2 separate regions of the Mus musculus genome follow, and region 2 is linked to region 1. A link is a loop called in an ENCODE intact Hi-C map of the cell type or tissue named here. Cell type or tissue: heart. All regions are shown on one strand. Links, peaks and the distances in the headings refer to the core of each region. The heading gives the core; the rest is flanking DNA.

Evidence for each region. A loop is a pair of places that touch in the nucleus more often than their neighbours do. Peaks named below come from ENCODE experiments on the same cell type or tissue, not always from the same donor. Only the 100,000 strongest peaks of a DNase experiment are listed, where the experiment ranks them.
Region 2: a loop joins it to region 1, with 10 times the contacts of the local background. A loop is called at or near these places in 7 of 42 quality-filtered maps.

Annotation. Positions count from the first base shown.
Region 1 is chr17:13,178,094-13,193,643 of GRCm38, reverse strand. It overlaps Gm36798 (a long non-coding RNA gene), which reads left to right and starts at 10,159. Exons shown (of 4, transcript XR_876420.3): 1 at 10,159-14,896. The region is part of intron 1 of Gm36684 (a long non-coding RNA gene); the gene reads right to left. In heart, for the core only: no CTCF peak of the experiment used is centred there; no DNase peak of the experiment used is centred there.
Region 2 is chr17:13,446,878-13,462,427 of GRCm38, reverse strand. No RefSeq gene overlaps it. Among named protein-coding and RNA genes, the nearest start is that of Rnu6, 23 kb to the right of the region's middle. In heart, for the core only: no CTCF peak of the experiment used is centred there; no DNase peak of the experiment used is centred there.

The DNA.
Region 1 (15,550 bases), core at 4,174-12,173:
GGTGATGAGCCCGAGGGATGGTTTTGTGTAGGGCCCCTATGCTTGCACACTGGGAATCAGACCTCTACCTTCACCCATGAGGCTTGCTTGCAGCAATCAAGATCTGGCCATAGATTAATCAGCATTCTGGCCTTCTGATGCACCTGCTGCATGCAAACAGGACAATCTCCCCAAGTGTGGCTTGGCATGATAGAGAAGTAGTCAGTGACGGATAAGACTCCCTGGGCATGTCACCAACCTAAGACAGGGATCAAACCAATGCTGTTTGTCTCACAAGGACGGGTAAGGGGCATTGCTGCAGGGGGCAATCTAAGACAGACATTCTCTCTGCCAAAAAAAAGGGGGGGGGAGATGTGAGGAGCGGGTGTGGCAGCAGTCCCAAGTTGGCGCCCGGGACTGCAGCTAAGTCTTATGACTTGCACCTGACTTCCTCATACACCTGAAAATAAGCCACAACCATCACGAGAGCTGCACAGGTGCACCATGATGCTGGTGGTTTAAACAAGTCCATATTTGGTGGAGGCATGCCCCTGCCGCCCTGATTGGCTGAAGCTGCGTGCCTGGTGAGGTGACATGGCCTGCTGTGAGTGGATGAGGACTGAGAGTATATAAGAGTGAGAGGCCCGGGGTTCAGGGGAGATAGATGAGGAAAAAGTTGAAGCGAGAGAGATGAAGACTGAAGCTTGCTGAATAAACTGCTGTTAGAAGGACTGGTGGTCATGTCGTTCTTGCTGGTCAAGAGCAGACGCGACAATGTATGTGTGTGTGAATATATATATATATATATATATATATATTGGAAGCACAGGAGTCAGGCTGAGGTGTGACAGTGGGGGTCTACTTGGTCATGGAGGCCACACTTTCTTACTGTGACCTACTCTTCCTCAGAGAGCAGGATGGTGAGATGGTTTTTCCTTCCTGGTCAGGACAGCCAGATGAAGTCTGGCTTATCTGTCCAGAGGGAATTCAGATAAGTAGTAAAAAGACAGTGTATCGAAGTACGTGCCATATACTTCATGGATCTATTTATACTGATAGTGTATTCATTATCTGTTTGAAATTCAAATCTAACTGAGCACAGCTGCAGAGATGATGTCTTAGAGTTTCTATTGCTTCAACAATGCACAATGACCAAAAAGCAAGTTGGGGAGAAAGTGAATCATTTGCTTACCCTTCCACATCACCATTCATTATTGAAGGATGTCAGGACACGAACCCAAGCAGGGGAGAAACCTGGAGGCAGGAGCCGATGCAGAGGTCATGGAGGGGTGCTGCTTGCTGGATTGCTTCTCATGGCTTGCTCAGCCTGCTTTCTTACAGAACCAGGACCACCAGTCCAGGGATGGCACCATCTACAATGCACTGGGTCCTTCTCCACTGATCCCTAACTGAGAAAATGCCTTACAGCTGGATCTCATGGAGGCATTTCCTCAGTTAAGACTCCTTTCTGATGATTCTAGCTTGTGACAAGTTGACCCAAAACCAGCCAGTACATATGGCTTACTCATTAAGAGTTCTTTCAGAGAATCTGAGTTTGGTTCCTTGCACTCAAGTTGAAAACTCACAATGACTTTTAACTCCAGCTATCTGACACCCACTCTTTTTTGGCCTTTGTAGAAATACACACACACACACAGATTTTCTTTTGATATATCCAGCTACTTTACCTAATTTCACTTTTACTTTGTGAGGGAAAAATTCTAGTGTGCAGAAACCATGGGGTGGGTTTCATTGGAGACATTTCACTGTGTTGTATTATATGGTGTTGTGTTGCATTGTGTTGTATTGTGTTGATTTGTATTGTGTTATGTTGTATTGATTCCACTTGTATTTAGCTTCTGGTAACCTTGATTTTCTTTTTCTTTTTTCTTTGAGACAGAGTTTTTCTATATAGCCTTGGCTTTCCTGGAACATGCTCTGTAGCATGTTCAAGGCAGGCCTCGAACCCACAGAGATCTGCCCACCTCTGAGTCTTGACTTTCAATAACTGGATGAGTGGAGACAAAGGCTCCTCCATTCTTTAGCTTCAAGACATATCACAGACTGAGGTGAGTCAAAGAAGACCCTAGTTTGCTGAGCTCTAGGTAACTTACTTCCATAACCCCAGGTCTTTGTCCTGAAAGGTCACCAGAAGCATGTGGGCTTGAAGCGCTGGCCTTGCCTACAGCCATGTGGCCATCAGCACCATTTCTCCACGCTAAGCATCAAAATCCCAGTAGAGGAAGCCCCGCCCAGCCCTTCCAGCCCCAGTACACAGGTCCAGGGCCTGGTCCAGTTTACTGTGACAGATGTGCCCTTCATGTTAGCCCTCCTGTGTTACTCCACTATTTCTTCAGAACACACTAGAGGCCACCAAGCACTGAGACATGTAAAAATGCTGAGGTGTGTTTCTGGCACTTCCCCTGGTGACCCAAGACCACAGGTAACAAAGGTCCTCCAGGGTCAGGGGGACTGCACCAGACATACTGTGCATTGCTGTTCCTGAAATTCATATGCTAGAGTGGAAAGTAAAGTTACACAAAATAGCGCCTAAGCAGGACATTTGACGGGGCTACTTCTCTAAGCCACAGTGCCTGCTCCCTGTCCTGCTCCCTGTCCTGCTGTGGCCGCCCGCCTCCTCCCTGCTGTGCTGGCGCCTCTGAGGACAAGAGCTACATGCTTGCTGACGGAGACATCTATCTCCATCAGATGGATGATCAAGGGTAGAAGGCCATCCTGTCAGAGGCGTGGGCTCTGCAGAGTGTCATGATGTTCAGAAAGTGCATAGCCATCTTCCCTGTCAGTTCCCCAAGGCCAGAAACAGCAGGCTAACCAGAGATAAGCCATGTCTCCAAACTGTGGGGCCATTTCTAATCAGAGGTGCCGAATCCAAGCCATCAGGAGGAAAGGTCAGAAGTGTATTTTAAACTACTAGACAACTGATGTCCTTAATGATGCCTGGGAAATTGCAGACCAAGAAGCTCCCAGGAGGTTTCAGCTCTTCTCCCAGCTGTCGCTGTGTCTGATGAGTGCCTTCAGAATGCTGCAGTTTTGAGATTATGATATAGCCTTGTATCCTGTGGTATAGAATTGTTGCCATGGTAAACAAAGAGTGGTTAACGAATTTCCACTGCTTGGTAGTGAGTAGTATGAGCAACACACAGTTGCTTAATAATGAGTCCTTATTAACCATGGTTGAGGTATTTATGTGAGTCTAAGTCTGAGGGTTTTTCTCCAGTTTATTACATAAATCATCATGAAGGTGTCAAGTCACGGGAGCTACTGTAATTGTCCTTAATCCACAGCTCTTTCTTCCCAGAAATGATTTTTTTTCTAAGTTAGATTTAAAGACTCTGTCACCTCAATCATAGCTCAGTAATGTGCCCCAAACATTGGCCCATGCCAAGTTTATCCCCTGAGCCCGTCAGTGCTGTAGAATTAAGCTATTTACATTAGCCTCAGATAATCCCAGGGTACCAGTCAGGTGACAGCCGTCCCAAGGTGAGAGATCTGTTCAGTAATAAAACCATTCACACCCAGTTTAGCAGCCCTGGTTAACAGAAATGGGATAAAAAAAAACCTCTGGGAACCAAAAATCCATACATTTTTAGAGTTTCCTTTAATGAAGTCCATCAAAGTCAAGAAATCTGCCTAGTCCAGATTGTCTAAGCTCATAGTTTCTATGTCACATGCAGAAAAATGTTATTAAAAAAAAAAAAAAACCAACCCCATTCATTACTTGTAGATTTTGTTCTTAGCTCAAAATCATTTCAAACCATCAAGGTGTTGAAGTGGAGTCAGGCTTGGGCCTGGTGAATACAGCTTTGGGCTCAGGGGAGATGCCAGCAGGTGGCAGCCTCAGCTGCAGCGGGATGGAGACTAAACTCAGGTAGCTATGGGTTTGAAGGATATCTTTTAAAAGCAGAGCACAGCCAGGCCTGGTGGCTCTGGCCTGTAGCCCTTAGATACTCAGAAAGCTGAGGAGGGAGGGGATGCAGCTTAGCTGGCATGTGCTTTTGCAGCTCTAGGTTCAACCTCCAGGTTTAGAAAACACAAAGCAAAACCAACAAAAAAGCATAAAACCCAGAGAATAGAAACAGTGGCAAAAGACAACTGCTAATTCTTATGAAAAGATCAACTGAACACCAGCCTCAGGATGGGGGTACCTGTGTCAGGTGAGGGGAGCTGAGGAGTGTCTGAGGTGTGGGTACAGGAGGAGGGCGGATGCCCACTGGGAGGCGAATGAAGTGTGTGAGTCACTGGCTCCCACTGCACAATGAAGGAAAGAAATGACAAGAGGCCAAGGTGGTCAAGTACCATGAAGGATGGGGACTCACTCAATTATGAACTTAAAATCCACTAAAAAAAAAAATGCATGAAACAAACTTACGGATGAAAACAAATGGCAGCCCATTAATTTGGTTTAAATTGGTCTTTCATCCTTGAATGACAAGTTTGACTAAAAATGGCCTCCTTATATAGTGAACTACAAGGTATCTTGTGTAAGCAGGCTGGATCCAAACTAAGTATGTACCATGGTAACCAAGCAACTGAGCCTCAGCCAATCACAGCAGCCAACACTCAGCCAGCCTTAAGTCAGAAGGCTGATAAGTTATGCACAAATAAGGCAAAGGGGGAACTGAAACAGTCAATAGCCTGTGTGGACGCACACGGACTTGAACATGGCTTGGCCCTGAAGACCTGACTGTTCTAGGACCTCTTGTTTATTCAGATAACCATGGCTAAATCTGACCAGTGTCTGGTTTTCTGGCTTGTTTGGGAAGATATTTGGTTTTCTCCAGCAAGCCCAGAATGGACTGAGATGTGAAGATATTTACAGCTTTTCAAAGGTCCTGAGGAGTTGCTTGGCTTTGGGAGAGTCCCATGGATACCGCTCATTGCAGGTTGACAGGCAACATGGTGGAAGTGGTTTTCACAGGTGGCCAGAGCAGGGAGGGGCACCGTCAGTGTGACAGGTTTCTTCCTGACTTCCATGGTCACCCTAGGGGAGGGACACCGAAGTTGGGGTTGAGGAATTTGGAGGTGAAACAGTTCAGGTGAGAGTCCCAGCTCCACAGCTCTGTGCATTCTGAGAAATGTCTTCTTGGACAGGCTGACTCTGCCAGCTTAATAGTATGTGCTTACAGATGCCAAGCTGGCTATGACATCATTGGGCACCACAACCACCGGGACCCCCCCACTGCCCATGCAGCCTACCAGTAGTTGAGGGGTCACTGTAGAAGCCTGTCTCTAACATGATGTCTGTGTTCAGTGCCTGCTCTCTGCTTCTCTGCCTAGACCACTGTGGTTCCAGTGCTGTTTTCCAAGCTACAAAGCTGAGAAAACACGCACACCAACTAAGAAGGAAGAAACTAAGCAATTCATTTGGCTGTCTACCTTTTTATCCAGGGTTTTAGTCTAGGTAGAAAGGAGCCCACTGGTTTCTACCACCCTTTGTTTTCCCAGTTGTGTTTCTCAGGGCCCTCACTGCCCGAGATTGTCGTCAGTTTACAGATTGCAGATCTAGCCCTGTACAAATACTACCTTCCAGATGGCACCAATCTCATGAGTCATACCCATGTCTGATCTCGGAGCAGAGCTGGGCAGACAGAGAGCTCTATTTCAGTGGAGATTGAACAGGAGGGTCAGGCAGTGCCGCAGGAGCCATGCTTGGCCAGGCAGCCTGAATCTTTGCCTCTGGGTCTCACCATCTGTGAGGGGCTTGCCCATTTCACGTGTCCCACTGTCACTGCAGCGTCACTGCAGTCCCAACAGGCCCCACAATGCACGAGCATCATTTTGCTTTGGCCTCTTGCCATCTTCTGTAAGATAGTGTGAACTCGGTGAGCCCCTGAGAAATGGAGGGTTTTGCTGAGTCACCTCTGGGTCAGGGCTCCTTCCCTGTGAGCACGTGAACAGGTGACCACACTGCTCTCCTGGGACCAGCACCCTTCCCTGGCTGCTGCTGTTCTTTCTAAGGCAGATGTTTTACTCTGTTATGTAAACAGTTTTCTAACCTTTATATTTTTCTGAGGCTCATTAGAGCTGATGGAGAAGTGGAAGGACCCTAAATTTGTAAGAGCATTCCCACCCTTCAGCATTCAATGACCTTTGCCCAGAGAGCTTTGAAATACTCCTGGGCCTGGCCCCTGCTCCTAAGCACATATGCAGGCATGATTCTAGCAGCTTCTTCAGCTGAATCCCAGCACAGAGCTTACAGTGGTTTGCAGCTCTTCATGTGCACAGTTGTACTGGGGAAGAAGGAAGTACAGAGTCCTGTTATAGGTTAGTTGTGCCCCACCCCAAGGCTCCTAGTTAGAAGCTTCAATCCTGAGACTACAGATGACCTTATCTGAAGATAGATCCTTATACAGGGGGGATCAAGCTATGAAGTCCTGAGTGTAAGCTTTAATCCAATATGCCTGTGTCCTTATAAAAAGGAAAAATGCAGACGGGGACAGATATAAAGGGAAGGTACTGGAAGGAGATGCCATTTATAAATCTCAGGTTAAGCCAGCCCTGCCAACTTGTAGTCTTGACTTTCAATCTCCAACATTTCTCTCTCTCTCTCTCTCTCTCTCTCTCCCTCTCTCTCTCTCTCTCTGTGTGTGTGTGTGTGTGTGTGTGCGTGCGTGTGCGTGCGTGCGTGTACATGCAGGAGAGGGGTGAGCTGTGCACTCTCCACCTCCTTGAGATGAGGTCTCTCATAGGAAATTCAACTGGCAGAAAAGCCAAAGGACCCTCCTGTCTTCTCCCTGCACACAGTGGGACTCCAAGCACATGCGCTGTTGTTCTCCTGTGTCATGGAGATCCTGCAGCTTTGGAACAGCAGGACTGTCCCTTTCACAAGTCTCAACCATTCACGAGTAGTATAGATTTGGGGGTGGGCCAACTCAGAGCCCTGGATCCTGGCCTGGGTCGTAGCTGAGCCGGTCAGCCACAGGCTCTCGCTTACCTACACCACCAGGGCAAGCTCTCCAGCATTGCTCTGGTTAGGCCACCCAATGGTACCATCAGCAGGAATCAGGGGCAGCTCTCCTGCTCTTGTGTCCTCAGGGCCAGGTCACCTGCACTCAGGTGCAAGGCAAGCTCCATTGTGCTGCGCAATCAAAGTTCAGGGTCCACTCTCCCAAGTGCTGCAGCTTACAAGGGATTGGGGCAGCTCGTGGGATGACCTTTTTAAGTCAAAGAGGGCATGTATGTGCAATATGTAAGTGGTACTGATTGCTTGCCTGTGTGTGCACCCGCCCACAATTCTCCAGCAGAGTGCAAATTGGTGCACATGGCTCACTGAGTGGTACAACCATTGACTTCGCCCATCTGTCTGATTAAAAACATCTGTGTATTTTAATTGACATCTGAGCAGTGTGCGTGCACCCAGACATTTCTGGGTGTTTATGAGCTGGTGCTGTTTGTGTAAAACACGCGTTCTTAATCCCTGTTAAGTTTCTATGGAGTCATGGAGGCACTTTCTTCCCTCTTGGCTATTTTTGGTCATAGGTACTGGGAAGGTCACTTTTCTATCTTGAAAAGTCACAACTATTTCTTTTTCCACTTGATTGTTTTTTCCTCTTGACTTTGATACATGCCATTTTTCCTTTTGTATTAAATGCTCCAGAAAAATCTGTGCAGCCAAATTGACTAATTAACTGTACCTGTTATGACTTTTGAAGTTTGAGAGCTATTTAGAAAAAAACAACTCTTTTGTGTTAGTTAATGAATGAGAAGGAAGCTTTCTCGAGTATCACACAATACACACAAAAGAGAAGTTATTTGAAACAACATATTTCTAGATACAATTACTCTCATTGGATGTCTGTGCTTGGTTTTTACAAACTTCTTTTGATTCATGACGAAAACTGAGATGGGGGCTGGGCAGTGGTGGTGCACACTTTTAATGGCAGCACATTGGAGGCAGAGGCAGGAGGATCTCTGTAAGTTGAAGGTCAGCCTGGTCTATGTAATGAATTTCAGGACAGCCAGGGATACCTTGAGAGACTTTGTGCCAAAACCAGAAAGACAGGGGAGAGGAGGGAAGAAAAAGTTTACTTCTGAAATGGAGTAAACTTGTTAAGAAAAGAGAAATGGGGCTTGTTGGAGCTTTCTAAGAGGGAGTGTGAGAGTGATACGGGAGCCTGGGGATGCCTCACATGGCCCCTCCCAGCTGTTCACTGTGCTGGTAGCCCAGAGAGGGGACATAGAGAGGGATCCAAGTGCTGAGATCCAAAAGCTTCATCACTTTCATCATGGGACATATATTACCCGTGAGATTTGTTGGGAGGGAAGCTGTCGAGTGTTTCCGAGAAGAATGGGGTATTCTTTAAAAGTCAAGGTAGGTGAGACTCAGGAAGGAGGTGGAGAGAGGTAATGGGCTAGCAGAGGGAAAGAAATGTTCATTTCTTAGCCAGGCTTCTCTGTAGCAGCTGGATGTATATTTGAAAATGGGAGGAGGCCAGAAGCTGGGAACCGCTACAGATGTATCTCTGAGAAAGAGAGAGTGTTCCTGCAGGTAAGAACAGGGCTCCAGTGACCACAGCAAACACTGAGCTATATGGGCTGGATGCCACTCAAGACAAGCAAGAATCGTTGCCTCAGCAAGAACACCATGTGGCTGGCTGCTTTTGCAATAGGCTTAGGGGCATTACTTTCTGAGGCTTGACATTTCTGGTGTCATCTCTTGGCTCGCTGACAGTTCAGTACAAACACAGCAAGTGTTCTATGCAGCAGTAAGTACCCTTATTCATCTTGAAGGAACTAGTCGCTTTTGTCAGGGTATTTCATCACAACAACAACAACAACAACAGCTGCAATAATGGGCTGCTGGGAGGGTAAAGTCATGTGCAAAGGGGCATGTACAATCCCTACAGAGAGGATGGAGGTGCTGGTGTCAATACAAGAAAGACATCATCACTGGAAAAGAACCAGCTCACAGATGGCTATGCCGAGCCTCCGGAGACAATATGTGCTAAGCTCAGGCATGGGGATTGTTAGCATTAGAGGCAGGCCTCATGGGTCTGAGTTCCCTGCCCTGTGCTTCTTACTTATAGTTGCTGGGTAACAAGCTGTAAGATGCTGAATGGCCAAACTCCAAGCAGGACGGCCGGTGTTATCAGAAGAATTCCTACTTTAAACTGATGAAGTTCACTACAGCAGCATATATCCATCTAACCCAGCAGCTCAGCATTCTACTACGGTACTGGTTAGTTTATGTCAACTTAATACATATTAGAAACTTCTTGGAAGAGGGAACCTCTATAGGGGAATTATCTTTATTAGATTGGTCATTGGCTAAGTCGCTCTCTCTCTCTCTCTCTCTCTCTCTCTGTCTCTCTCTGCTTTCCTTCCTTCCTCTATCTCCCTCCTCCCTCCTCCGCCCCTCCCTCCCTCCTCCCCCCCTTTCTTTCTTTCTCTCTTTCTTTCTTTCTTTCTTTCTTCCCTAATAATTTGTGTGGGAGGGTCCCCACCTCACTGTGGATGGTGCTAACTGCTAACCTTGGGTCTAGGCTGTATATGAAAGCAAACTGAGCAAGCCAATGAACACCATTCCACAATGGTATCTGTTTCAGTTCATGCCTCCAGGGTTTTTGTTGTTGTTGTTGTTGTTGTTTAGTTGTTTGTTTTTGCTTCTTGGTATTTTAAAAAAATCATTAGTATTAATTAGTTAGTATACAAAGTAAAGGCTTCCTTATGACATTTTCGGTTTCTCCTTCTCCTTTTCTCCTCCTTCTCCTTCTCCTTCTCCTTCTCCTTCTCCTTCTCCTTCTCCTTCTCCTTCTCCTCCTCTTCCTCCTCCTCCTCCTCCTCCTCCTCCTCCTCCTTCTCCTCCTCCTCCTCCTCCTCCTCCTCCTTTTTTTTTTTTTTTTTTGGACCTGGCTGTTCTGGAACTCACTTTGTAGTCCATGCTGGCCTTGAACTCAGAAATCTGCCTGTCTCTGCCTCCTGAGTGCTGGGACTAAAGGCATGCACCTTCACACCTGGCTCTTATGACATTTTCATGCACATATAATTCTACTTTGCTCTTACTTTATGTTCCCAATATCTTCTTTTATTTTTCTCTAATAATTTATTTATTTTATTCACTTTACATCCTGACTGACAGCCCACCCTCCCTTCTCTCTTTCCAGTACAACCCTTGCAAATCCCTCCCCTCATTGCTTTCTCCCCTTCTCCTCAGAGAACTGGGAGCACCCTTGGGTGCCTCCCCACCCTGGGACATCTGGTCCCAGCAGGATTACTGCCTCCAGGTTCCTGTGTTGAGCTCCTGATCTGTTTTCTCTAGATGGTGAGCTGTAACCTGTAAGCCAGATAAACTACTTCCTCCCCAAGTTGGTTTTTAGTCTGCATCTTATCATAGCTACAGGAAAGCCATCCAGGACTGTTACATAACCCCACAACAGCTGTCTGTAGGAGGTGACCTTAAGGGTGAGACTTGGACCTCAGAGCAGAAGGGATTTAAGAAGTTTCCTACTTGCACCTCATTCCCAGGGTAGGAGTGTAGCACCTGGGGACATGAACAGTTCACCATTTTCTCATTTAATGATGTGAGTTGGAGGCTGGGATCAGAGGCTGGCACTCTGAGGAAGCTCCTACAGTTCGCATGTGCTTTCCAGCATTGGGACCCTCACCCTGGGAAGGGACTTCTGCCTTTCTTTGGGACCTTGTCAACCCTTGGGAGAACTGTTATAGGAGACCATCTTGTCCTTTTCTCATGTGTTGCTATAGAGTTCTTACTTCCGTGCTCCTAATGCCTGCCCCATCAATGTCACTAGGACCATATTGCTTGGACTTTTACCCTCCAGCGAGATAACCACAGTTCTTCACCAGTAGTTGCCTCGTGTGTTTTGTTGTGGCCATGACCATCTGACTAAGAGAGGCCCAGTTGCCTAAATTACTCTCCCTCAAGTCATTGTCTTCAGCAGAGGACAAAGGGAGTTTGTAGAGAGAGACTTCAACTGGCCATGCAGCAGTGCAGTGGCACTTATGGCTGCCTTGTTATTCCTCTCTCATTGGCTACAAGTGTCTGCAGGCTTGTCTCTCAGCTCTGGGCTCTGAAAAGCCCCATTGTGCTGCTTGCTCTTGACTGAGAGGCAGGAGCAGAGTCTAAGGTGACAAGGACATTATCACCTAAGTGGCGCAGGGGATCTTTGCATAAGTGATTGCATTTCAATGTGCTTCAAATCTCTTTCTCACTGGCCCATCTTTCTGATGAGCTGTTCATGCTAAATTCCCCATCCTAGTTAAGGAGCTCTCTGTGGCACTGCTAATGATAATGCTAAGTGACTTTAAAATGCCTTTTGATGTGAATCCATTCTGACTAACAAGTGAGAGGCAACCCACCTATGCTCCAGGCAAAATTTTAGCCTAGTAAAGAAAACACACACACACACACACACACACACCTTAACCTGGAGGGGGAGGGCCAGGAGCATTGCACCCAGGCTGCTTCAGAAGCAGTGAGCTTCACACACATTTGCAAAGTAAGGAACAAAATACTGAGGTCTCAGTGAAGGTACCACCAGCATCCCTAACATCTCTCCTTCATCATCCCTCCTCCATCATCCCTCCTCCATCATCCCCCCTCTATTATCCCTCCTTATACATGAATTCAGAAGGCATATAAATTGCTTAAAAATATTTACCATATTTTATGTCTTAAACAAAAAATAGAGGAAGTTTTATTACTCAGATCTCAATATGATTGTCCACGTTGGTTTTGAGGATGGCTTTCCCTGGTAGTCACTGACAGGCTCACACCGAGCTCCTTGTTGCTTACTAGTTCTTAGCCTATGGGATAGAACTGTCCACATGAGCATGTCCCCTCATGCTGTCAGTATGAGCAGAGATGAGGCATTTTGTGGTTTGCACAAGCTTCCACCAAGCCATTTCGGAGTGTTGTATATTTCCATATCTAATCAAGTGCATAATTAACCCAGAGGGCATAATCATAAAGCCAGGCTAATTTAGCATTCCTGATTGGGGATGCCCCCCCCACACGGCAGAGTCCCCTCTAGCACCCACAGACTCAGCTGTTTCTCACATCGGTTTGGGGGTGAGGTTGGAAACAATGGTAGCACTCCTTTAATGCGTATCCCAGAGCAAACCCCACTCTGCTGACGTGAGAAGTAGTGGGTTGGCTACTTGGCTACAGATAAGAATCACAAGTTTAGAAGATGAATTGGCCTCTACCCAAAGAGACCAACAAATTCCCACTGAAGAACTGAGAAGACCATGAAGCAAGGATGTAAAAATATGTGCAGAAATTACCAATATAGACCACACCATTATTCATTTGCACCCCCCCCCCATGATGGTGATGGTTTGAAGGACAAATGTACCCTATGGCTCTTGTATTTGGTTACTTGGTTCCCATTTGGTGACACTGTTTTGGGAAGTTCTAGACCCTTTAAGGAGTGCAGCCTTGATGGAGGGACTATGTCGCTGAGGGATGGGCTTTCAGATTTTGTAGCCTTTCCCCAGCTGCTGTTCACTCTTTGCTTCCTCCTCTGGCTGTTTGCTGTCATGCCTTCCTGGGCATTATCTCCCTCTGGAACCGTAGGCCAAAGCAAACCATCTTCCTTAATTTGCCTTTTGCCGTAGTGTTTATTTACTGCTATAGAAAAGTAACTGATACCAACCATAATAAGATTCCAAGCATCGGCCAGCTCATGCTATAGTTTACACCAAAGACGTTTAACCAAGTACAGGGTGGGGAGTGACTATGCCACGCACACATCAAACTTCACCTTCTATAATGGCATCCTCGAGTTGTTTTATAGTTTAAGCTGCTGCACAGATTCTGTGGTGATGCCTCCTGAGCAGGCTGCTGTTATCAGCAAGCACATGGCAGAAGCAGACATTGGTGCCCCTGCTCACCTGCTGTGCATGTCGGACATCCCAGAAGTGAAACCTCAGCAGCTCCTATCAAACCGGAAGATGCAGCTCAGCCATGCTGAACCAGACCTGCAGATTCGGAGCAAACGGGCAAGTGTGGCTTGATATTGCAAGCTTTGGGATGGTTCCTTTAACAGCCAGAGACAACAGAGATGGGGAGGGAGTGCTCCGGAGAAAGAAGAGTTGGGCTAAGCCAGTTGGTCAGGTTTAGGCTTTTGTCATTTACTTTCCAGAAAAAATATTTGCTCTGGGTGTGCACATATTCCTCACATGCTCATGAATCTATCTGCTTGATTCAGAAATGCCAGCACTGAGCCATGAGAGCCAAGGCAGGACTAATCTATGCAGGCCGCCACTACCACATAAACAGGATCCACTCCATCTTCCTCACAGTGTTGACTTTCATATCTGCCCCCTTGGGTTTCAGAGGGATGCCCTTCAACTGAATGCAAGGAAGTTCCCGTAATTACAGATTTTCCTATGACGATTATCTTAATATTCCCAGATTTTAAGATAATAATGTATATCTGAGAGTCTCCAAGGAGGACATGCAGATTTCTGAATTTTAAGTATCATCAAGCATTCATGTTTATCCTGAAAAAAATCTTCACAGTAACACTGACGGCAACTGCCCACTTTCTAAATTTCTGGGATGTGATATATAGAACTATTTTGTTTTGAGAAGACCACTCAGACACACTTCAAGCCAATAGAACGTCTTTATTAGCTACAAGAAGACAGGCCAGTTCCAAAGGGAGAACCAGAGAAGGAGGAAGGACTTAACAGGCCTTCCCAGAGTCAGAGCATGATAGCTTGAGAAAGCCCTGCATCCTGTTTCTCAGACACAGCATGTAGGGGCTGGGCCATCCAGACTCTAGCAGCCACAGATCTCCCAGTCTGAGATCATGTGTCAGGGGGTAGAGCTGACAGCTCCTCCAAGGGTCCAGGCACTGACCCCTGACACCCGGAGGTTCTGTGCATGTAGCTTTCTACTTCAAATCTAGATGGAGAAAGCCACGCTCCCATATGTCATGCGCTCAGAGTCAGTAGAGATGATGGCGCCACTGGGTACTGCCAAGTTACATCATGTGCCCTTTGAGGCAGCCATGAAGTGTTGTGCAGGACAAGGGAGCTGAGCCATGCAATTGCTCAACCCTGAGCCTTCACAGTCTGGGAGATAGGAGGGGCAGCCCCATAATCTCTGATACACTTTTGGGATCGCTCTGCCGCTGTCTGAAGGACTAAGAGTCCCTGCTGATCCACAGTAACCCTTACACAACGGCCACGGCGCTCAACCTGGTGCTCTTCTCTGCCATGGTTTTTATTTCTAATCATGAGAATAAGCCGAGGATTTCTCCAAATTCTGCTTCCCTTTGGACCAAAACATCCACATTAAAGACATTTCCACTCTTGGCTTTAAATACCCAACAGGAGACACAGTGTCCCCAACACTTACTTAGAAATGTCTTCAGCCAAATATTCCTGCTTCATCCCTCCTACGTCTACCTTCCGCAGAACCGTGGTACCTAAACACAGCTCACCCAGGCCTGTTGCTCACACATCTACCTCCCACCAAACTCTAGGACTTAAACACAGCTCGTCCCCAATGTGGCAATGACAAGCTGTCAGTTTTCAGGACCTGCCTCTCATTTCCATTTAAGAAACCATCAGAATAGCTCTAGCTGTTAAGTTTAGATCAATATTCTCTGCAGGGTCAAGAACTGGGCTCTCACTACAGCCACCACAATCACTCCAAGCATTCTAGGGCCATATAGGTACTCCCTAGCAGTGCCAGAGACTCTCTCACCCTCTACCTACTGAGCTGTATAGTAAAACTGTCTGTAAATCACCAGGACTATGGTATTTTATTACAGCAGCCAACACAAATGAAGACATAAAACTGGTACTTGATGCTGCTGTGAGAAATGCCCATAAGAACAGACAGCAGGCATGGACTGATCACTGTTCTGTAGACTCTGATGTAAACATGATGCAAACATGAAAGATGAAGATGGATTGGTGTATGGTGAGCACTCACTTTCTGATTCCTGTCATGTGAAATAGGCACAAATGTTTTCTTACCAAATGGCTCTAACCTGTCCTTTGCCCTCAGGACACAATCAGTGCACAAAGATCCCACCTTCCAATACTACACAAGTAGGATTAGTTTTCTTTTCTTCTTTCTTTCAACTTTTTATCTATCCTTTGTGAATCTTACACCACGTATCCCAACCCCACTCACCTCGCTGTCCCTCCATATTGACCCTCTGCCCTTGCAACCTCCCCCCAAAGAAAACAAATGAACAAACAAATAAATAAACATCTCACCATGGAAGCTGTGGTGTGTCACACAGCAAACCCTTTTTGCCCACTCAGCTTTCCTTACAGATGTTCATTGCAATGAGTTATTGGTCTGGTTTGAGGCTTCTGGCTTCGGCTACACTATCAATACTGGATCCTCATGGGGACTTCTCTCAGATATCCTGTTCTGTGTCATGGAGATCCTGTGGCTTTGGATCTGCAGTACCAGCCACACCAGGTGCTCTAGTAGTTCTTATATTGGTGGATGTTGGGGTGGGCCTGGGTAGTAGCTGAGTTGGTCAGCCTGCCAGCTCTCCTACACCCATACCACCAGGGCCAGCTCTCCAGCACTGCTTCAGCAAAAGTCAGGACCAGCTCA
Region 2 (15,550 bases), core at 3,097-11,096, 270 kb before region 1:
AAACTCTAGGACTTAAACACAGCTCGTCCCCAATGTGGCAATAACAAGCTGTCAGTTTTCAGGACCTGCCTCTCATTTCCATTTAAGAAACCATCAGAATAGCTCTAGCTGTTAAGTTTAGATCAATATTCTCTGCAGGGTCAAGAACTGGGCTCTCACTACAGCCACCACAATCACTTCAAGCATTCTAGGGCCATATAGGTACTCCCTAGCAGTGCCAGAGACTCTCTCACCCTCTACCTACTGAGCTGTATAGTAAAACTGTCTGTAAATCACCAGGACTATGGTATTTTATTACAGCAGCCAACACAAATGAAGACATAAAACTGGTACTTGATGCTGCTGTGAGAAATGCCCATAAGAACAGACAGCAGGCATGGACTGATCACTGTTCTGTAGACTCTGATGTAAACATGATGCAAACATGAAAGATGAAGATGGATTGGTGTATGGTGAGCACTCACTTTCTGATTCCTGCCATGTGAAATAGGCACAAACGTTTTCTTACCAAATGGCTCTAACCTGTCCTTTGCCCTCAGGACACAATCAGTGCACAAAGATCCCACCTTCCAATACTACACAAGTAGGATTAGTTTTCTTTTCTTCTTTCTTTCAACTTTTTATCTATCCTTTGTGAATCTTACACCACGTATCCCAACCCCACTCACCTCCCTGTCCCTCCATATTGACCCTCTGCCCTTGCAACCTCCCCCCAAAGAAAACAAATGAACAAACAAATAAATAAACATCTCACCATGGAAGCTGTGGTGTGTCACACAGCAAACCCTTTTTGCCCACTCAGCTTTCCTTACAGATGTTCATTGCAATGAGTTATTGGTCTGGTTTGAGGCTTCTGGCTTCGGCTACACTATCAATACTGGATCCTCATGGGGACTTCTCTCAGATATCCTGTTCTGTGTCATGGAGATCCTGTGGCTTTGGATCTGCAGTACCAGCCACACCAGGTGCTCTAGTAGTTCTTATATTGGTGGATGTTGGGGTGGGCCTGGGTAGTAGCTGAGTTGGTCAGCCTGCCAGCTCTCCTACACCCATACCACCAGGGCCAGCTCTCCAGCACTGCTCCAGCAAAAGTCAGGACCAGCTCACCTCAGTGTAAGAGCTGGCAAGGGTTGGGGCCCTCTCCAGAGTGCTGCAGCTGTTAAGAGGGTGGAGCCAGCTCTCCTGCTCTCTTGCCTTGAGGATCAGCTCCTATGGTGCAGTGGGTGAGGGGTGGAGGCAGCTCTGCACAGCCCTCTGACATCTACCTGGCCCCAGACAGCAGCCCAGACCAGAGAAGTCCGCTTGGCCTTTGGAGGTAACATGGTCAATGGACATTGACAGAGACCCCTGTTACTTCAGGGCCACAGTCCCAGACTTGGCCCTCAGTGACAGCACAGGCCTGTATATCACCATGGCCTCAGGTGTCAGCGTAGACTACTCACTCAGGTTGTTCCTCACCACTCTCTCATCTCCAGTTCCATTCTCTTTATAGTGCACTGTCAGGAAGTTTCTTTGGTCTTTAGAATGAACAGTAGAAGAATGACTGCTTCAGACGAATGTCAAAGACTGATGCTCTCTGACCTTATAACTCTGTCTTACAATTTAGTGCTAATAAGCGCTGGTTTCTTACTATTCTGTGACTAAATACCACTGGTTTCTGTTAATAAACTCCTGCTGGTGGTAGCAGAGGGATGAAGAGGAGGAAGAGGAGGAGGAGGAGGAAGAGGAAAGGCATAATTGCTAGAGCTCTTTTCTCCCTGACTCAAGGATCTCTTGCTGGTCAGGCAAGAGGCTTGGGACTCATTAACTCTTTGTGAACCAGAAAGAAAAGAAGGAAAAGCAATCATTTAGACAAACAACATGCATTGACACACACACAGACACACACACACACACAGAGAGAGAGAGAGAGAGAGAGGGAGAGAGAGAGAGAGAGAGAGAGAGAGAGAAAGAGAGAGAGAGAGAGAATACAAACCCTGATTGGGCTCAACTACCCGTTTCATCAACTCCACAGTGCTCATGCAAAATTACATACATACATATATGCCTACACACGTGTGTGTGTGTATATACATACATATACAGACCCCCTCCCCCCCCAGATTTGGTGCGTGGGTTCAAAGCAACAGTTTCCCACGGCCTTGCTTTATCACAGTGCACACGTGTGGCCTCATCCCTGGACCTGATCTAGAATGAATGTTTTTCCTTGATCACACATCTGTCCCAAGCCTATCTCTATCCTTAGTGTAATTTATGAAAATCATTGTATTCCTTATTATGCAGCTTTTACTTACAATTCTACAAGAAGGGGGCACATTTTATTCTTGATTCTAACTTTATCTTTCTGTCAAAACAACTAAAACCACCTCCTAGAACATTCTTCCTAAAAGTATTTGAATCAAATCAGGAATTCTATAAAGTCATTAATTCATCGAAACAGCGTTAATTCATGAAAGTTCATCTTCATGTTGAGCTGCAGGGAATTTGCCTCATAGTGTGGGCTGATGCCCAGGAATCATTAGTCTATGTAGTAGTGGCAGGAGAGGCATACTAGCAGCAAGAAGCAATTTTGGGATGAAGTTTCTAAGGACCCTGCTTCTCAGAGCTCATCCATAGCAGCCATGCAAAATGCTGGGCCAGCTCCAGAAAATTTACTTGCCTTAGTCTTCCCGAGATGGCTTCAGCCAGCGCACAAACCCTTCAGCTTCTCTTCCTCTGTTTCTCCACACACTTGTTCATCATAGTGGCCCCCAGCCACTGCACCCGAGGCAGTCAGCGGCTCTCTGCCAGTTTCTGACTGCCTACTCAGTATATGGCTGCAGGCAGGTCTGTCAGGACTAGTTTTCAATACATAAACTTTAAAAGGAAACACATTTTCACATCACATCGGTCATTTTTCTCTGGTGTTCAAAGAAATAAGTACATTTATCCTTCACGGGATTGTTCTTCACACTGACATTTTGCCTGCAATTAAGACACGTCTGGCTGGATGGTGATGGCGCAGGCCTTTAATCCCAGCACTTGGGAGGAGGGGCAGGTGACTTTCTGAGTTCGAGGCCAGCCTGGTCTACAGAGTGAGTTCCAGGACAGCCAGGGCTACACAGAGAAACCCTGTTAAAAAAAAAAAAAAAAGATATGTCTCACCAGGGGATACCACCATTCAGACAGCATTTCCCTTCAGCTTTTCTCCGGCCAAAGCCTAATTTCATTTTTATCTAACGTCCTTGAAAGTAAACAATGGACAAGTATTACTGCCACTCCTGAAAACTGTCTGTATCTAAAATAGGAAAGGTTTTCTACATCATCATAAATTATTGTTTTTCTGTTAACTATCTTTTAGGTACAAGAAATTGGAAGACCTAAGGAGAAACCACTGTCACTTGCTCTGCCACCAGAGGGCAGTCACTGCAAACACACAGGGTCTAGAGGAGAGATGGAGAGGATTGAATAAGTGTAAGGAAAGTGCCTGGAGTTTGGTAGACATTTTCTAAAACTGCTGATCCTTCTAATCCATTTTCAATGTCCTGTTTTCCTCCTTCTGAGTGGTAATTTGGAAGTATCTGATAGCTAAAACTCTTTTCCAATGTAGAGTCTGCATAGCTTTCGGAACTGGATCTGGAAGAGATGGAACTCAGAGATTCCCTCAGGCCTTCTGATGATGTCCTGGGTAAATTCAGCCTGGCAGCCGACATGGAAGAAGTGGGCATGGATTCCCCAGAGAATTTCAACCCAGACTGGTAGGGTGTAACTTTGTCCTCATTTCCCAATGGGAGTGGCAGGTCTCATCCTGACCTTCCTCTCCAGGGTCTCCAATGACTCCCATTGGAACATAGTCACTGTTGTGTTTTATAAAAAGAGAAGGATTATCTTTGGTGGAAGTGGGGTATGGTGTGGGAGAAGGGGCTGCCTCTGTGGGCCCATGCTGAGGCATCCCTTCCCCCTGAGGTACTACCATACAGTCTAGAGTTTATTTAGGGCATGGGCAGGGAAGGTGAGGGAGTAGAGACAGAGAAGGAGAGAGAGAGAGAGAGAGAGAGAGAGAGAGAGAGAGAGAGAGAGAGAGAGTAGAGGAGTAGAAGCCGGCTGTGAGCACATGGAGACGGGGGGGGGGGAGGAGAATGGGGAGAGAGGGGGAAGAGGGTAAGGGGCAAGAGCAAGAGAAGAAAAAAAGGGGGGGGGGCAAGCAGCCTCTTTTATAGTGAGTCAGGCATACCTGGCTGTTGCCAGGGAACTGTGAGACAGAGGCCTAGACACAATGCCAACACACATGTGCTCACTCTCTGTCAAGTCTTAGCTACATGTACATTTATACTGTGAGGATTCATGTCGTGTAGAGGAAGAGAATCTATTTTAAAAAAAATTATTTATTTAATGTATGTGAGTACACTGCCTCTGTCTTCAGACACACCAGAAGAGGGCATCAGATCCCATTACAAATGGTTGTGAGCCACCATGTGGTTATGGGGATTGAACTCAGGACCTCTGGAAGAGCAGCCAGTCCTCTTAACTGCTGAGTCATCTCTTCAGCCTGAGGGAGAGGCTCTTTAGAGATCATTCATAATGTCTGGCAGGCATATGAAGAAGGGAATGGCCAGATAACAACTTTAAAATATTTATTGCTACGTGTATTTGTGTGTACATGTGCGAATTAATGTGTACCACAGGAATGCAGGAGCCTGAGAAAGCCAGAAGGCATCAGATGCCCTGGAACTGGAGAGGCAAGTGGTTGTGAGCTGCCTGATGTGGGTGCTGAGAACCAAGCTCAGGTCCTCGGCAGAAGCAGTAAGAACTCTTAATCCCGGAGCAAAGTCTCTGGCCCCCAGAGAACTTCATAATAACTGCAATGGAATGGATCTACAACAATGGCTTCCTGGGTCCCTCTGACCTGCTCTGAGACAGCCACTCAACTTCATCTTCTCTCTCCCACATCTCAAGAGTTTAGCTTCCCGTTTGTCTCTCTTCCCCCCCCCCCACCCCACCCCCAGGGTATTATTCCACCAGAAGGTGGCACTACAGGCATCTCACAGGTACAGTGTCACCAGTCTCTCAGTTGTCACAGTAAGGCTGGCAGCTGGAATACAAAATGATTTGTAAGGAGTGGGGCATTCCTGCCGGCTTTGACTGCTAAAGCCAGTCTCTCCATGCTCTTTATAGTCTTTCTTAAGTTGAATTTCCCTGGAGCAGAATATGGGAGATGAGATATTGCTGTTGGCTCCCTTGACCCTGTTCGTTGCTCTGTATCATTTGATTTGTGTATGTTCTCTGGCCGGAGGGACAGGGCATTCTGTGTATGGCCAGCCAGCAGACACTGAGCCATTCAGATAGTCTAAGTTACTGAACCCAACCATTCACACACCCAAAGCCACATTGTATCACTATGCTCCTCCCCGGTTACTTCTCTATCAGATACAAAATAACGGCACTGAGATGTTTTCAGCAAGTCTCTGTGACCACTTTCCAGTGAACACCAGAAGGCAGCCTTACTGATGCTTAGAGGGGTGCTGGGTGATAAAGCAGAGCTGTGTCTCTATCATGAATGGCCCCCGGGGTGTGGGCATTTTCGTGGGGCTTTAGTGTATGTGCTTGTGTGTGTATATGTGTGTTTAGACAGGGTTTAGCATTTACTATGCAGATCAACCTGACTATGAATTCATAAAGAGCCTCCTGCCTCTGCCTCCTAAGTGCTGGAATTAAAGGCGTGTGCCACCGGGCTTTATTTAAAAAACTAAAATGCTTATAAAGAATTTAAGGGAGCCTCAAGCATGATGCTGGGGTATAGCTTGGTGGTAGAAATATATGTTAAGCTGGGCGGTGGTGGCACAGGCCTTTAATCCCAGCACTTGGGAGGCAGAGGCAGGTGGATTTCTGAGTTCGAGGCCAACCTGTCTACAGAGTGAGTTCCAGGACAGCCAGGGATATACAGAGAAACCTTGTCTCAGGAAAAACAAAACAAAACAACAACAACAAAAAAAACAAAGAGAGAGAGAAAGAAAGAAGGAAATACATGTTTAGCATGCATGAAGCCCTGGGTTCCATCTGCAGCACCCAGGACAAATAGGGGAAACATATTCTTTGTGTGTGTAGAGGATGTAGGTATCTGATCAGGTGGATTTGTGAATGTATATATGTGGCTACACATACATATGTGTGTGTGTGTGTGTGTGTGTGTGTGTGTGTGTGTGTGAGTGTGTATGTGGAGGGTAGAAGTTCATATCAGGTGTTTTCCTGGATTGCACTCCAAATTATTTTTTGAGATGGTTTATCTCCCTGTACCCAGAGCTCCTTGACTCAGCTAGATTGGCAGGTCAATGGGCATCACTACATCTAGCTTCTAGAAGAATCTGGATCCAGCCCCTTCTGCATATGTGCCAGACAATTTATCAACTACATTATCTTTGAGCTCTCTAAATCTATTCTTAAATGTGGTTGTATTTCAAAAGAAAAGAGGAAAGAGTGCAAAATTCCAGTACGCATCAGCCCTCACCTTGCTGGGGGCTGCTGGAAGAGACTGGTACTGCATGTTGGGTCTAGATTTGGTAAGTCCGAAGCAGAGCTGTTGGTGGCCCAGCAGGGCAATGAAGTCAGCTCATGTCAGCAGTAATGACAGTCACAGATCCTGGGAGGGACTGAAGATTCCTCCCTAACCACTGGCCAAGGCCAATGTGGCTTCCTGGCTATCACCTTGGATAGCTTCCAGAATCACGACTTCCAAAGGCTTTTTCCTAGGGTCCAGGTTGCAAAGATGAGCCTCTGGAAAAACGTCCAACTCATGACCTGTGTCCCACATAACCTCTGTCCTGCATCCAGAAGCCTCGTTGAAATTCCACTCACCTCCAAAGAGCTTTGACTGGGACCAAAGACTTCTGTGGTATTGGAGGTTGGGTCTGCAAGCCTTTTTCTCCCTTTCTCTCCACAGCTTAGAAAGAGCAGAGTGAACACAGGCCTCATTCCCCAGAAGAAAACAAAAGCAGGAGAAGCATGATTAGTAGGACCCCAGTAAGCATGATTAGTAGGACCTCAGTAAGCATGATTAGTAGGACCTCAGTAAGCATGATTAGTAGGACCTCAATAAGCATGATTAGTAGGACCTCAGTAAGCATGATTAGAAGGACCCATGTCACTCTCAATGTCAATGAGCCAAGACAACTACTCCAGCAGAGATTTTCTTAGTCAGACCGCCAACTATTTACATTTTTCTTATCTTTTTTGCCAGAGAGCTGAGATCTGTGTTTCTCTGTACATCCTCCTAGATGGCTCCCCGACTTCTGCAGACCCAGAACCTCAGAGAACCCTGCAGAGGCTTCAGGAGCCAATGTTTAAGATGGGGTAGTTACTCTCTAAGCTATAAGCTCCAGGTTCTCTGTAGGGTAGTAAGGCCTGCTTTGGATCATTCCAACCTTTGGTTCTGCCCAGCCAGGTTCCTAAAAGTCCTTGCCAAACTGTTGAGGGTTAGCAAGAGGCCAGATGTTCTGCCTAGCTTTGAGGAGGGGAGGCAGGGCAGCAAGGGGTAGCCAGCATGTTCAGCTACTTTGCAGGCTAAGCTTGGGTCACATATTACCCTTGGGGCATGAGGCCTGTCCTGCTGCCAGCCCTGAGTGCCCAGACTTGATTCTCCTGATGTTCTCCACCATTCCATTCCCCACCACTGGTCTTGTGCAGACATGTTCTTCCCTCCATTCTCACCAGTCTTTCATGGAGGTAGCATCTCTCCTCTGAGGGAAATGAAACCCCAGGGCCTTGACAGACTCAGACACACTCTCATGCAATCACAAGGTATACTGGTTGTCTTTCAAGAATGGCTTGGGACCACTTTGCCAAGAACAGGCATGCAGAGAGAGCCAGTCAGTCTACTCTGTGACCTTTTTAACATCATAAGCTCAAAATCTTCCATCCAGGATGTGGAGATCACCCTTGGGGCAGGGCAACAGGGCCTGTGAAGAGGCCTGATGCCATCCCATGTCCTTTTTCTCTGAATGGGTGGAGGTCCTCCAGGGTAGTCCTCATCCCTCAAATTTCAAGTCTCTATAAGACTTCGTGCTTCCTTTCCCACTGAGGCCTGAGAAGGCAGCCTAGCTAGAAGAACATACCCTGCATACAGGCAGCAGCTTTTAGAATAGCCCCTATCACTATCACTCAGGAACCACATGAAGACCAAGCTACACATCTGCTATATATGTGCAGGGAGGCCTAGGGCCAGCCTGTGTATGTTTTTTGGTTTGTGGTTCAGACCCTGAGAGCCCCAAGGGTCTAGGTTAGTTGATGCTGGTGGTCTTCCTGTGGAGTTCTGATCCCCTTAGGGGCTGCAATCCTTCCTCCTATTCTTCTGTAAGAGTCCCCAAGCTCCATCCACTGTTTGGTTGTGGATGTTTGCATCTGTCTGATCCACAGCTGTTGGAGCCTCTCAGAGGACATGATAGACTCCTGTCTGCAAGCATAACAGAGACAACTTATAGCAAGTCCTTGTTTGGCATTGAGAGGACCCTAGTATTTGGAAAAGTCAGTCCAAGAAGCAGGAACTCGGGTTCAGGGTGACTGACTGACAAGACCGAAGCCCTGCCGAGCATGTGGCTTTGGGGTGTGTCTACCTAAGCTACCTCCCTTCCTCCTGGGTACCATGCAGGGTGCCATGTCTAGTCTCTGCTGTCATGGACACCCTGTGATCCTGTGTTCTCTACAGACCGGGAGCAAATGATCTCTCTTTCCTCCCTCTTTTCCAGACTGATGGAAGGGCCGAGACACAGAAAGTGCTTCTCAGAAGGCAGCTCAATATGGCGGCTGGTGTTACTCCTACAAATGCACCTCCTTGTATCCTGAAGCCTTGGAGGCCATTGTCACAGTTCAGGACAGTGATCCATCCCTTCCCAAATCAGCCAGAATTAAATGGCCTGAAATCTTCGAGGCCCCAGGAACATACACTTCTAGATCAGCACTTCTCTTCTTTTAACACAGCTTCTCATGTCTTTGACCACACAGGCCATCCCTGTCAGGGGTAGATCCTGAGCTCAGGGATTGAGCTCTGGGAAGCACTGGCCTCTCTGTCATAATTGCTCCTCCTCTCTGGGAACACAGACCCATGCATCAACCCCCACTTTGCAGCAGCAGGCTTGAGTCCTATAATTATAAGCATGATGAAGTCTGTCTCAGCTGGAGCCAGATGGGAACTATGCTATGAAAGCCCCTAATTACACATCTCTGCAAGGAGAACCAGGTGGGTGCCGATCGTAACGATGCCTATTGAGGAGCGACAACCCTGATACACAACATGGCAACATACGGCTCTGATGCTGGGAAGTTCTCGGGAGGTGCTTCCCTGCATTGGCTTCAGGGAACCCACAGAGCTGGGTGCCCAGGGTAAAGAGGAAACACAACAGTAGCCTGGAAGCTGAGTCTCTTCTATTGAGAAAGACATGGGTGTTATGCATCAGAGTCATTCCTAAAGGGAAAAAAATCAGGTTAATGGGCTCTGGGACCAAGTTTTCTCCATGACAGTGAACTGATACAAATGTATGCACACATGCAACCCAAACACACACACCTCATTGCTCACTCACTGTAAAACAGTCACTTACATATGCGAGTGTTACCCTGTTGTCACTTGCAGCCACATACCTACATGTACTTAAGAACCTTAAGGAGCGTCTATGTCTGGTCCAAGTCACATGACTGGTGAAGAGTAGAGGCAAAGCTTCATATAACACCGCAAGCAGTGTGACCACCATACTACACAGTCCCCAAGAATCATTCGTGTCTGGCTCCATTAAAATTGTTCAGGTTTCACAGTGAGACAGAGAGAAGCCTGAAACTCTGATATGGTCATTCTTCCGGCCTCTCTATAACAGGCATGAAATAACCTACGCAGAGTGTGATGGTTTGTATATGTTTGGCCCAGGGAGTGGCACTATTAGAGTGTGGCCCTATTGGAGGAGGTGTGTCACTGTGGGTGTGGGCTTTAACACCCTCATCCTAGCTGCCTGGAAGTCAGTATTGTGCTAGCAGCCTTCCGATGAAGATGTAGAACTCTCAGCTCCTCCTGCACCATTCCTGCCTGGATGCTGCCATGTTCTCACCTTGATGATAATGGACTGAACCTCTGAACCTCTAAGCCAGATCCAATTAAATGTTGTCCTTATAAGAGTTGCCTTATAAGGTCATGGTGTCTGTTCACAGCAGTAAAACCCTAACTAAGACACAGTAAATCAAGCACCGCATATGGTTACCATCACAGGACCCAACACTGGGGCACAAGTCCAGTTCCCCAGAATCAGAGTCCCAAAGTACCCACTTGTCCTCAGAGGCAGCACACAAACATGAAGAATGTTTTGATGAACTGGAAATTGCCAAAATGGGGCGTTTATCTGCCAGCACTTTTGGAGGCAGGATCATGGCAGCCAGAGGGGCCATCATATGTCCCAAGAGATGTGTGGGTGACTGAGCAGATGCAGTGGCATTTACCCGTGGTTCCTGCTAGTGAGGTTAAGGTGGGAGAATTATCTGAGCCTGGGGGTTGAATCCTAGGAAACGTAATGAAACCCTGTTCTAACCCACAAAATGAAGCCCAGGGTGAGCAAGGTTGGAAACACAACAAGAAAATGCCACCAAGGTGCTTGTGAGATGCTGTCCAGAACCTGGGCCATCATGGCTCATCAGGGAGGCTGATGTGGTATGGCCTTATTAGGGGGTGGGCTTTGAGACTCTCCTCTTAGCTACCTGGAAGACATACTGCTCTTGACTGCCTTTGGATCAAGATGTAGAACTCTCAGCTCTCCTGGACCATGCCTGCTCAGATACTGTCATGCTTCCTGCCATGATGATAAATGGGTTGAACCTTAGAATCTGTAAGGTAGCCCTAATTCAATGTTGTCCTTGTAAGAGTTGCCTTGGTCATAGTGTCTCTTCACACTTAGTTAGGAAACCCTAAGACTCGTGTGTGTGTGTGTGTGTGCAGGTGCATCTGAGCCATAGCGTGCATGTGCAAGTGGAAATCAGGTGACAACTCTTGAGAGAGTCTCCGGGTACCTTGTATGATCTGGGATTAAACTCTGGTCACCTAGAGATATGCAGGGGACCTGTTCCAGCTCCTGCATGTTCCCTGGTTGGTAGCGTAGCTTCTCTGAGCCCCATGGTCCCAGGTTAGTTGACTCTGTGGTGCCCTTGACCCCTCCGAGTTGCTCAGTTCTATCCCCACTCTTCCACAAGACTGTCCAGATTCAGTAGGAAAGAATGTGCCTGGACCCTCCTAGGACCAGATGCCCCAGGGTGGCATGGTACTTAAGGTAGGCCCCCTTCTCTGAGGAATAGGGGTGGGGGCAATGTGGGAAGGGTGGGACTGGGAAGAGAGGAGGGACAGGTGCTGTGACTGGGATGTAAAATGAATAAAAATGTTAAATAAAAAGAAAATAAGTTAATAATAACAATATAAACAAAAAAACCTCTGGTCATCAAGCCTCTGCTAGCTGGGCTATGTCATCCCAGGACCCGCTTTCTTGAGGCCCCGTCTTAGTCAGAGTTACTACTGCTATGATGAACACCACAACCAAACAAAGACAGGGAGGAAAGGGTTAACTTAACTTACACTTTCACATCATAGTCCACCAGTAAAATAAGTCAGACAGGAACTAGAGGCAGGAGCTGATCCAGAGGCCTGGAGGCGGCTCTTACTGCCTTGCTCCCCTTGCCTTGTTCAGCCTGCTTTCTTACAGAAGCCAGGACCACCAGCCCAGGGATAGCACCACCCACAAGGGGCTGGGTCCTCCCCTTAATGATCACTAATTAAGAAAATGCTCTTCGGGCTTGCCTGCCGATGGATTCTCCAGAGACATTGACTCAACTGAAATTTTCTCCTTTAGGAAGACTATAGCTTGTGTAAAGCTGACATAAAAACTAAATATCACACAGGCCAGGATGATGGAGGCAGTTCAGAGAGAGTAGCCAACACTGGCTTCCCCCATCAGACAATCCCACAGGTATCAGAGAGACCCTGCATTTGACCTAATTCCTGCTGCCTCCGACTTTAAACCCTACGATTTAATCCTGACTTGTGTCCTGAGACTGAGGCAAGCTGGACGGACGGTAGGTGCTGAGCGGCAGAAGAGGCTCATGCTATACGTATATTCTCAGGGGAGGGTGAGTGGACTTCTTGGGCCCATGAGCCCAGGTCTGAGTACTCCTCTGTGGGTGCACAATGCGCCTGCTAATGAGTTTCTTTGTTCTCTCTCTAACCTGTCCACTTTGCAGATCTTACCAAGGACTCTGGATGAATAAGCACGAAGGAAAACACTACCTTGCCTGCACAGGGATGTTCTAGCTAGGGCTGGAAAACAGGAGCTTGTGCCCTAGTGACCAGCTGTCCACTGAACCACCTCAGGACAGATGACAGAGGGGAGAGGCAGGAGACATCCGTTCTCTTTTCCTTCCTCTGCTACCTGCCTCCCACAGCCTCCACAGGTCCTGCTTCATTAGCACACTGACTGAAGTTTCAGGGAAAGCTGACTCCTGCAAGCACCTTGAAACCACAGGGACATGGGGGCACTTGACATTTTCCCCAGTGGCACTGCTGTAGCTGGGCTGTTCTCATCAAGAGAAGGAGACCAGGACGAGCCTCACAGACTGAGCCTTTCGCAGGCCCTCATGGAGACAAGCCTGGGGTCACGCTAAGCTGAGTTTATAAAGGTAAAACCAGAAGTTTGGAAGTTCCTGTTGATGTAGTCACAATGGCTGTTACCAAGCATGACAGGACATGACTGTTTTAATAAGGATAGGGCACAGGAGTTTCACACGGTGTTTGATCGGGGAATAGAAAGCCTTGTGGTTACAGGAGCAGAAAGATGCAGGTTAGGAAAAGTTTCTGTAAGAACTGCGTGTGCCCCAACATCAGGCTGAGCTCAGTTTTAGCCTGGGATTGGGTCAGGATTTAGCGACCTCAGTTGACTTGTAGCCTGGGGAGAAAGGTCCCCATCCTCTTCATCATTAGCCAGATGTGGGACCTTGGAAGCTGTATCGAGCCTTCCTGAGCTCTGGCTTCTTGTTCTAAAGATGGCACCAGTGCCGGCGCTGCCACCTCAGTGCAGAGTTGCAGCATCTGCACCAGGCATGCAGGCAACAAGGGCAGAGGACCCTCACTGTAGGCAGCTTATCAATCTACCTCTAGCAGGAGCATTCTCTTCACACCTGCCCTGGTTTGAACTGTGACCTGTACCCCACAGGTTTCCGTGTCAGAACATTTGATCCCCCTTCTGGTGGCACTGTTTCGAAAGCTTATGAAATCTTTGGGAGGCGAGGCCCGGCTGGAGGAAGTGGGTGGAGTTTTATAGACCAGCTTCCTGTTACTCTCTGCTTCCTGACTGAGGATGAGACCAGCTGTCGACGCTATGGTTTGGTCATCATGGTGGCTGGTAGCAGCAGGGAAAAGTCTCTAAGACAGCTCCTTAGAGAGGAGCGTCTCCAGCCAGATGAGAAGGAAAAGTCACATTCATGGTACCACCTGCGGTCACAGCAGAAGCACTAAGACCAACCAGGCCCTGGTTCCTACTGCCACACCATGGAAACCCCCAAGCTGGAGCCCGTGAGTTTGTTCAGGGCCTTGGGAGAACCGAGGGGAAGATGTCGAGCATCTGGGCTGCCGGCCATACCCCAAAGGTTGCAGAAGCAAGGCACAGGGAGTGCTCAGTGTCTGAGATTCCTGTTGGGCCGGTTGAGCTTGTCACCTGCCACCTCCTCCTCACCCCAGTCTCTCCAAGGATCAAGGTCATCCCAAGAATGAGAAACTTGACTCAGAACCCCACTGGGTGTTTTGGCCTGCGGAGATCAGCTCGGCCATGCCTCCAGGAAGTCAGCAGTCAGAGGGCACCCAGAAGACATCTTTCTGGCATCTGCTGGAACTGGATAGGTGATTTACTGCCATATCAGCACCAATGTGGCCAGGTGTGCCTTGACAGTGAGGTCACGCCTGGCTTTGTGTTCAATGCACACAAACTTCCTACAAGTGGTTTCCTCCTGGCCACGCCTCTCTCTCCCTGTCACAGCTCACACTGGAGCCTGTGGGATGCCCTGCCCTCAAAGCCCATGACATACTGTCCTTGGGAAGTTTGCCGTTCTAATCTTTATTTGTCTAGATGTGTCCACACGAAACCATAGCTCTCATCTTAACGGAAATAAGAGTTTACTCAGGGGTCATTTTGAGTGGCTATGGGTCCCAGGAACACAGATTGAAGTCACCCCAAATTCCATGTCCCAGTGAGGAAGCAGTTTCAAAGATTTACAGAACGAAGTCATAAATCAAGGCAAGTTTAAAATGGGTTGCTAGTTATTTCAGAAGCGGGTTCAGAAAGATGTGGGCAGACTTTATAGATTCGGGATACTACCTGAGTGCTTAGGTTAGTGGAAGCTAGGGATCTGCTAAGTTAATAGATTGATTTTTTTTCCTTTAGTTGCAAGATGTTAGTTCCAACTTTGAGGTGGGTAAGGAATAGTTCTGAGGGCTAGAACTAGAAGCTCTTATCAGTCCCCAGTGTGTGTGTAGACACCAGGGTGAACCCTGCAAGTATCTAGGCAGGGAAGTGAATCTCGAAGAGACGAGAACAAAATCCTGGTGCAGATTGACTTTGTCAACGTGGATCAGACTTGGGAGTCTGATGTCAGGTGTTTCACTGTCTGCATATTGAAAACAAGGTGCAGTCAGTCTGGGAAAAGGTTTCTAGGCTACAATCATTCCTGTTCCAGAAGCAAGATAAAGCTTAAGGTGTGACCACATAGTGAGTCCTTTGGAAAGTACATGTGACCGTGACGGTGGAGCTATAGCTAAAAGGTCTAGAACCCAGTGTGGTCTCTGGTCAAGAGACTATAGAGGTCAGCAGGCTGTAGAATACTCGTGACATCTCTCCTAAGGATGGGCTCTGTTAACTGGGAGATAAAGGTGAGGGTAGGGAAGGAGAGTCTGGGATAGAGAGAGTTCCAGGGAATAGGGGAGGTCTGTCTCTATAGCAAAAGGTGGATGAGGCATTTATGCATCTAAAGAGAGTAAAAAGTCATCTGGTCATTAACAATATCCACTCCCAACCCTTTGGTTGGAAAATAGGTATTTTATCTCCTTTTTTGAGGTGGACCCTTGCATGTTTAACATTTCTGGTTCCCTAGTGCTCTCTGAGTGCAAGGACCTTTGTGTCCTCAGTAGACAAAAGAAGAGGTTTTGTGACATTTTCATACATGTTTTGTCATGAGGTGGGTGTTTTCCTAAGAATACTCGGATATGGGTTTAAGCCAATAGAAAGTCTATTATCTAGCTAGTGACTATACTTGGTGTTTGGTATCCCAGTGTAGCCCCAGGCTTTTCTCGGGGTGAGCTTTTAAGCACAGAAAAGGCTATTCCGAGTTTACATATTTCAGTTAACAAGAACAGTTAGCCAGAAGCAGAACTACAGAAGCCAAAAGGCAAGGGTAGGACATTCAGACACTTCCCCACAACTACGGCTTTGATGAATAAGGTCTTTGTTTTTATTTTGGCAGATGGTGTTGTCTGCATGCTGAGTTTCATAGCCCGAATGGTGCTTCCATC